Regions from separate parts of the Homo sapiens genome. Here region 1 is linked to region 2. Evidence: read pairs that join two places in POLR2A ChIA-PET (ENCODE). Cell type or tissue: GM12878. All regions are shown on one strand. Each heading gives the region's core, and the rest is flanking DNA. Links, peaks and the distances in the headings are about the cores only. Region 1 overlaps CD226 (CD226 molecule). Region 2 has its middle 7.3 kb from the start of CD226.

The links. ChIA-PET counts read pairs that join two places held together with the same protein. Peaks named below come from ENCODE experiments on the same cell type or tissue, not always from the same donor. Only the 100,000 strongest peaks of a DNase experiment are listed, where the experiment ranks them.
Region 1: POLR2A ChIA-PET joins it to region 2 with 5 read pairs; 6 of 35 experiments call an interaction of 5 or more read pairs at or near these places.

The regions. Positions count from the first base shown.
Region 1 is chr18:69,865,195-69,869,593 of GRCh38, forward strand. CD226 (CD226 molecule) reads right to left here. Exons shown (of 6, transcript NM_001303618.2): 5 at 2,163-2,217. Among named protein-coding and RNA genes, the nearest start is that of CD226, 80 kb to the right of the region's middle. In GM12878, for the core only: no CTCF peak of the experiment used is centred there; no DNase peak of the experiment used is centred there; H3K27ac peaks cover 154 bases.
Region 2 is chr18:69,952,998-69,957,396 of GRCh38, forward strand. It overlaps a transcript of CD226 not described here. Among named protein-coding and RNA genes, the nearest start is that of CD226, 7.3 kb to the left of the region's middle. In GM12878, for the core only: no CTCF peak of the experiment used is centred there; no DNase peak of the experiment used is centred there; H3K27ac peaks cover 2,235 bases.

The DNA.
Region 1 (4,399 bases), core at 267-4,266, 88 kb before region 2:
GGCCAGGCTGGTCTCAAACTCCTGACCTCAGACGATCCGCCCACCTCAGCCTCCCAAAGTGTTGGGATTACAAGCGTGAGCCACCATGACCAGCCAGATGTTAGTGTTTTTAAGAAGAAAGCAAAATGAAAATTCAAGTGCCATGATTACTTATAGAGGTTATCTTTTAAAAAAGAGAATGAAGTAGTTCTAATGTCTTTTTTTGACAGTCCAACCTATTAACTCTTTAATAATCCTTCAAAATATTATTCTACAAAAACCTGAAAAAGTTGGATACCTAATATAGACCGTTGCAAAGCTCCCTTTCATTCCCCAAATTCACAACAATAAATGTGACTAGACTGGCATGAGTAGACAAAGGCTAAGGATGAAGAAGGGAATCCCAAAATTGTGTATGACAGAGCACCAATTTATTTCTTGCTGAAGTGGCTGATGAAATAAAGCAAGGTTTCTTGATTCTACAGTTGGCATCAAGAAGCAATCCATGTTTTTTGCCAACAAACAAAAAAAATATTTTTTGCAAAAGTAACTACTTAATAAATAAAAAGTTAAACTGATAAATTATGAAGGCATCTGATGAACACATGTTGGATTGTCAGAACCTTTTTAGTACTTGGCTTGTGGCCATGTAGAATTCCACTGCGAATAGTTAAAATGAAAAGAAATTTATATACTTTTGGCTAGGAATTGGGGAATTTTTTGTCTTAGTTTGGGCTGCTGTAACAAAATACTGTAGACTGGGTTGCTTAAACCACAAACACTTATTCCTCACAGTTCTGGAGGCTGGGAAGTCCAAGATTAAGAAAATATTTTCCTAACTTGAGAAAAAAAAAAGAGTCCAGTGAGGGCCTGCGGGCCTGTTTCTTGGTTTGCAGACAACTGTCTTCTCAGTATCCTCACATTGCAAAGAGCAGAAAGAGGAAGCAAGCTCTTCTGTCCTTAAAAAGGCACTGATCCCATTCACGAAGACGCCACCCTCATGATCTAATTACATCCCAAAGTCTCCACCTCCTAATATCATCGCATTAGGCATTAGGATTTCAACATATGAATGTTGGGAAGACATAAATGTTCAATCCATAGCAACTTTTTTTGTGAAATTTCATAAACAGGATGCTATGCATTAAAGGAAGAGATTTGAAGTATAGTGGGGATAACGAGCATGAAAATACATATCCCTCTTATCTGCAAACCCAGAAGGAAGTTTCTAGTCTTTTAGTTAAACACTAAGGGGCAGCAGCAAGGCAGAATAAGGAAGAAACTTTTACAGCTCATCAAACTCCTGCAGCCCATAAGGAAATAAAAAAGTTCTTTGGTTGTATAAGTATACACTAATAACTTACCTCCAAAGATAATAATAATAATGAATATCATTACGTTCTTCTATGTGCTTGCTACGCTTCTGGTTCTTTTATGCAATTTAACCATCACAATAACCTTATGACATAAAAATATTATGTCCTCTCCTGGGTTGGATACTGTCCCCTGCAAATTCATGTCCTCCTCAGAACCTCATAATGTGACCTCATTTGAAAATAGGATCCTTGTAATTAGCTAAGCTCAAACAACGCTGTGCTGGAGAGGGGTGGGCCTTTAAGTCCAAGATAACTGGGGTCTCCATAAGAAAAGAAGGAAGGCAGACACACACACACAGCTGAGAACAGTGATGAGAGGGGCAGAGATTGGAGCGATGTGTCTACCAGCCAAGGATCGACAGCTCCACTAGAAGCTGGATAGAAGCATGGGATGGATTCTCATCCCACGAAGAAACCAGTACTTCTGACACTGTTTCTTGTACTTCAACCCTCCAGAATTATGGAAGAATAGATTTCTGTTGTTTTAAGCCACCCCGTTTTGGTAATTTGTCACAGCAGCCCTAGAAAAGGAACAAAGATTTAGGGAAGGCATAGTGTTGATTGTTATTACGCCAGGGTAATTGCTCCTTTATTTATATTCATATAAAAAACTTAGTTTCAAAGGGTATTAAAAATAGAATAGTTCAGAAAATAACTTTCTCCAAATAGCTGATATTTAAATTACAGGCAACTGCATGGTCAGGTTACTGAAAGGACAATAAAATATAAGATTGCTAACTGCAAAAGAGACTGACTTTGCATCTGTAAATTACAAAAGAAAAAAATGACAGTTCCGTATAAACTTACCTTCTGTGTATCCCAGGACTCTGTAAATAGATCTCTTCTCTCTCTCCTTCTCCTTCTGGAATGCATATTCAATAAAGGATATAAAGATATGATATTCCAGTACTAATATTATTTCGAAGACTCTATACCTCACTGTACCCCTAGCCCACATGCACCTTCTAATATGTTGAAGTAGCTTTATGCACATTTATCCAAAATTCTGTTACCCTACAGTTTTTTTCATTTTCCCTGTCTTCTCCAAATTGCTCCCAGATGGTGAGGGCAACTAAATGGATATCTAACCACTGTGCATTAGTAATTAATCTCAGTGATTTTACTAAAGAATGATTTATAGTGACTTATTACATAAATGACTTATAGCTTTCTCCAAATAACCTCACATTTAAGACATTTTCCACAATTAAAATTTATTTTAAATGCCAGCAGTGTAACTTCTTGGATGACAATATAATGAAGCTTTATAAAATCTTTTGGGTGTTATTCTAAATCACTCGTATGGATTATTTTATTAAATCACTTATGTAGATTATTTTATTAAGATTTCATATAAACAGGTTTAGAAACTAAGGTGTGAAGAGGAAGAGTAACTTGTCCCAAATCACATGATCGGTTGGTGTAGTGCTGGAATTTAAATCCATCGCCCTCCCTCTTGACTATTAAGCTCTCCAACTTCTGGAATCACTTCGCCGTGACTGAAAGGACCATCTGCAACCACAGTATTCAATAAACGCTCCACAGTTCCAATGAAACCCATAAAAACCTAACCAGGGGAATCATAGAAGAGAAAATACCAGAGAAGAAGAAAAGAGGCTACTGTAACTGAATGCAAGAGCTGATATAACTGTATCCAACTATATAAAATAGTTATTATAGGGAGATGGTGACTCTTTTTATCTCCCTAAGGAAAAGATTCTTATTGAACAACAGACTCCTCTGTTAGATACAGAAGATACAGAAATGTAATGTTTTGGGAGTTCTCTTTAAGGTGAGGTTGTAATTCCTTTGTGAATATCTTGAAAATAAGATGGTCTTTCTCCAGGGAAAGGTTATGCAGGAAATGGATATTGACTCCAATTGTCTCTTCTAGTTGCTTTGAAATCCTCCTATCATGTCAATATAATCTTACCTTATTCTATGTGCATTTATTTTCTTATTTATTATTATTTTGACCAATTATTCATTTATTTGTTTATTCTATGTGTAAATTTACTATACACAAGGCATATGGCTAGGTGTTTTATATAAATTAGATCATTTACTCCTCAAAATAAATCTATGATATAGATGCTATTATTATCCTCATTTTAAAGATAAGGAAAAGATCTATGATCTTTGACCTTTTATTAAATTGTGGTTCACAAGGCTTGCTATCTCACAACGTGCAGTTAACGTTCCCAACCAGGCCCAAATGCACGCACATGCACATGCGCACACGTGCGCGTGCACGCACACACACACACACACACACAGACACACACATACACATTTAAATAAGCCTGGAGCATACAATGTGATGAAACAAAAGAGAACATGGAACTTAGAGTCAAATGATCTATGTTTAACTTGCACTCTGCAATTTACTAGCTGAGTTATTTATGTCTTTAAAGTTCAGTCCTCTCATCTGTATTATTAAAAAGTCAAAAAATATTAGATGCTGGCAAGGTTGTGGAGGAAAAAGAACACTTTTACGCTGTTGGTGGGAATGTAAATTAGTTCAGGCATTGTGGAAGACAGTGTGGTGATTCCTCAAAAACTTACAGACAGAAATACCATTTGACCCAGCAGCGCCATTACTGGGTATATGCCCAAAGGAATATAAATCATTCTACTATAAGACACATGCAAGCATGTGTTCATTGCAGCACTATTCATGATAGCAAAGACATGGAATCAACCTCAATACCCGTCAATGATAGACTGGATAAAGAAAATGTGGTACACATATACCATAGAACACTATACAGCCACAGAAAGAAATGAGATCATGTCCTTTGCAGGGACACGGATAGAGCTGGAGGCCATTATCCTTAGCAAACTCATGCAGGAACAGAAAACCAAATACCACATGTTCTCACCTATAAGTGGGAGCTAAATGATGAGAACACATGGACACATAGACGGGAACAACACACACTGGAGCCTACTGGAGGGCAGAGGGTGGGAGAAGGGAGAGGATCAGGAAAAATAACTATTGGGTATAAGGCTTAATACCTGGGTGATGCAATATGCTATACAAC
Region 2 (4,399 bases), core at 197-4,196:
GAACCACAATGAGAACTCACTTTATATCTACTAGGATGGACATAATCAAAAAGAGAAAAATTAATATGTTAGGGAAAATGTGGAGAAATTCGAACCCTTGTGTACTGTTGCACAAGCGTTGTAAAGAAATGTAAAATGATGCAGCTGCTGTGAAGAACAGTTTAGAGATTCTTCAAAACGTTCAACAGGATTACTGTATGACCCAGAAGTTTTATTCCTAGGTATATACTCAAAAGAATATACTCAAACCAATATTTGTAGACCAATGTTTACAGCAGCATTATTCACAAAAGCCAGAAGGTGGTAACGATCCAAGCGTCTGCCAACAGGTGAATGAATGAATGAACAAATTGTGATCAAATCCATACAATGGAATATTACTCAGCCATAAAAAGGAATGAAGGGCTAATGCATGCTACAACATGAATAAGCCTTGATAACATTATGCTAAGTCAAAGAATGCAGAAACAAAAGGCCACATTTTGTAAGAATCCATTTATATGAAATATCCAGATAGTTAAATCCATGGAGATGGAAAGCAGATTGGTGATTTGCCAATTGATTGACTGTTGGAAGGAGGGAATAGGGAGTGACTGTTTAAGGTATGGGGTTTTCTTTAAAATGATGAAAATGTTTTGGAATCTGATAAAAGCGGTCATCACAGAACACTGTGGATGTACTAAATACCACTGAACTGTATATTTTAAAATATTTAATCTTGACCTGGTGTGGTGGCTCACACCTGTAATCCCAGTACTTTGGGAGGCCAAGGCAGGTGGATTGCTTGAGGTCAGGAATTCAAAACCAGCCTGGCCAACATGGTGAAACCCCGACTCTACTAAAAATACAAAAATTAGCTGTGCGTGGTGGTGCGCAACTGTAATCCCAGCTACTTGGGAGGCTGAGACAGGAGAATCGCTTGAACCCAGGAGGTGGAGGTTGCAGTGAGCTGAGATTGTGCCACTGCACTCCAGCCAGGTCAACAGAGCAAGACTCCGTTTCAAAAAAAAAAAAAAAAAGTTTAATCTTATGTTGACTAAATCTTAGGTGAACAATGTTATGTGAATTTCACCTCAATTTTTAAAAATTGTTACTAGTGAATAGTATGAGTCCACATTCACCCCAGGTCTTACCAATGAATGAGGCCACCCCATCTTGCTGTTGGCCACGTATTAATTGATTTCATTTGATCCCCCAACCACCCCGGTCCAAAGATGCCAAGTACATTCTAAGAATACAGTACATTAGCATAGTACAGTCTAAGCATAGAGTCCACAGACACACTCTGTCACAACTTTGTGATAACAGCTGGAAATCAATAATGCAAAAGATCATGATAGTCGAGGTTGTCAGATAAATGATTTAAGATATTTTTAAAAATCATTATGTGCTTATTAAACAAATGCCAAAACATATCTATTTTCTGAGGGAGGGGTCAGGGTTGGGTAAAGTGGGGTAGAGGTGCAGGTAGAGAGGTAGAAGGGCTGAGGGCCAAGCAGGCATCTGCAACACCGTGCTGCCTCAAATCCTAAAGGAAATGAGATGAAACCTAGCATCATCCACTCTCGGTGGTTTCTATGATCAGGCCCAAAGTGAACTTCCTCACCCAGGATAAAGAAATGAGGTTCATGGGAGGAGGACTGGAAAAGGGGTACTAACTGGTAATAACTTGTAGGAACTCCTTATTCCCAAGGCATCCAGAGCCAACTAGTCAAGAGATGAAGAGAACTTGTGTATTTGCACCCTGGAATTGAGGGTCCTAGAGGTCACAGATTCGAATGAAAGGGGCAGAAAGACTTGCAGCTGAAGACAAAGTCCAGCTGTTACGACTTTGCTAGAGATGAGCCCTATTTATCAACATCTAACCAAAGACAAATAGAGACAGCGCTTGAGCTATTTTTGTTGTGTCAGCAGCCATTTTTTGCATGATTTATGAAGGGATTTTGGCTTGAGGTTTTTTTTCTAATAGAGCTGTCTGTATAAAAGAGCTTTGTCCTCAAGGAAGTCATTAATCAAAATATTACTGGATTTCTCTACTATTAAAAATGTCTCAGCTAACCACATGAGCATGAATTCATCTCACAAGCTTGCCTCTGAATGCAGACTCCTAGGTGGCCTGGGTGGGTGGGGACGGGGAACACTCTTCAGCCACACTGTTCTTCTTCCTGTAGGCTGTCCACCCAGGTAGAACCTTCCCTGTCACCTCAGTTTCATTGTTTCTGCTACCTACAATATGTCCTGCTTCCCCAGATGTCTCTATGGTTTCTGAGCATTGGGAGGAGTCTCCTAGTGTCTACTCAATGACCCCACCTTCCCCAGTTTATGCAAAAACACCTGATGTGTGTGATGGAGAATCTGCTCTGATACCTTTCGACACTTGCTTGGAAAACTATTCACATGCTGGAAAGCAGAGGACTGTGAACAGAAAATCTAGCTAAACTCAGAACAAGTGACTGGGGCTGGGAAGATTATAGTGTGAGAGGTCGTTTGCTCCCTCCACTCCTTCTCAGATGCGAGGGTTTGCCTGCCTTCTGCTGGGATGCCCCAGCTGTTAAGAGGCTCATACTTCCAGTAAGATTTCCACAGGAGGCCGGGTGCGGTGGCTCACGCCTGTAATCCCAAAGTGAAGGCCGAGGCGGGCGGATCATGAGGTCAGGAGATCGAGACCATCGTGGCTAACACGGTGAAACCACGTCTCTGCTAAAAATACAAAAAATTAGCCGGGTGTGGTAGCGGGCACCTGTAGTCCCAGCTACTCAGGAGGCTGAGGCAGGAGAATGGCGTGAACCCAGGAGGCAGAGCTTGCAGTGAGCCGACATCGCACCACTGCACTCCAGCCTGGGCAAAGGAGCGAGACTCCATCTCAAAAAAAAAAAAAAAAAAAAAATTTCCTCAGGAACACAATAGTCTGGGTTTCTGCTCCCTTCCTCAAATAATCTCATTAAGAGAACCTTTCCAATGTGGGCCACATGGTCTCCTCTAGACCACGATACCCTTAGAACCTTGGCAAGTCATACACATGTCCCCAGGAGTGAGGCTACTGCTGAGTGACCAGTAGAACCCCACTTCCAGTCAACGCAAAGACTCCAGTTGGGGTTCAGCAGGGATCCTCTAAGACAGGGTTCTGAAACTATGGCCTGAGGGCTGGGCGCAGCCCACTGATTTCCATAAACAGTTTGGTTGGAGACAGCCATGCTCACTTGGTTACATACCATCCACCGCTGTTTTTGTGCTGCAATGCTGGAACCAAGAGGTGTTAGGTCACAACTGACAGACACCACACGGCCCACAAAGCTGTAAATATTAACTATCTGGCCCTTTACAGAAAAAGTTTCCCAACCCTTGAGTAGGATAATAAATCTTTGGATCATGGACATTTATTATTTAAGTTCATCCTTGTTCAGTCTTGCTGGAGAGAAGGAAGATTTAAGCTTGACAGACCAGATGCCGGTAAAATTAGCTCAGTTTTCTTATTCTCAAGAACTTTACGATCAGATCTATTATAAATACAATTCTAGAGACAGACTGAGAAAAAGTACTTAACTGGCACCCTTTTACTACAAACTGCACCCCTCATTAAACTAACAGTTCACAGAACACCGAGCACTTAACTTACTCCAGCTTTTTCCGGCAACTCTCTTGTCCTGCTGCATCAACTTGCCATGGTTTCACTGGCAGCCCCCACCCTTTCGCACACGATTCATTTAAAAAGTTGAGCTCAGACACATCCAGTCTTTTTTCTGAGAAGGTTACTAACCTTGAGATGTGAGTGCTGCTCGCTCTAACGCTTCTTCCCATCTGCGTCTTGGTTAAGGACTTTTATCGTATCCTGTTTATCGTGGCCTCCTAGCCTCAACACCCTCTTGGTCACTGCAAGCTCCCCGCTGCTCCCTCCCTTAATTAGCACTGCAGGAGCTGAGGGGAGCGTTCAGCCCACTCAGGAGCTGACTCTGCCCATGCTCTTGAGCTCTTCTCTCTACCAGAACTTCCTCAGATAGCAACTGAAGTGAATCACTAATATTTCATGAAGCGGGGTTTTTTGAAGTCAAGTTTACCTGCTTCTGGAAGCAACTTTACTATTGCAGCTACTCAGACTCATTCCAAACTCAGATAAAGTTCTGTCCCTCTTTTCCCCCAAAGAATCTATAATTTGAAAGGACGCACTTCTCCTTTGTTCTAGCTCTAAATAGAAACTACACTCCCCGCCGAAATCAGTTTGTTTCTTTGCCTTTTCTTCCTCGTGTTTTTTCCTGCCAATCAAAGCACATTAGATTCAGCCCTCTTTTTAAGTCAAGAGGCTTCCTTATCTCTGCCCATATCTAAGTATGTTTCGGTCTTACTTTCTAGATACTCTTTTTTTTTTCTTTGTCTCCCATTCTCCGACAGAAAAAGTACACAA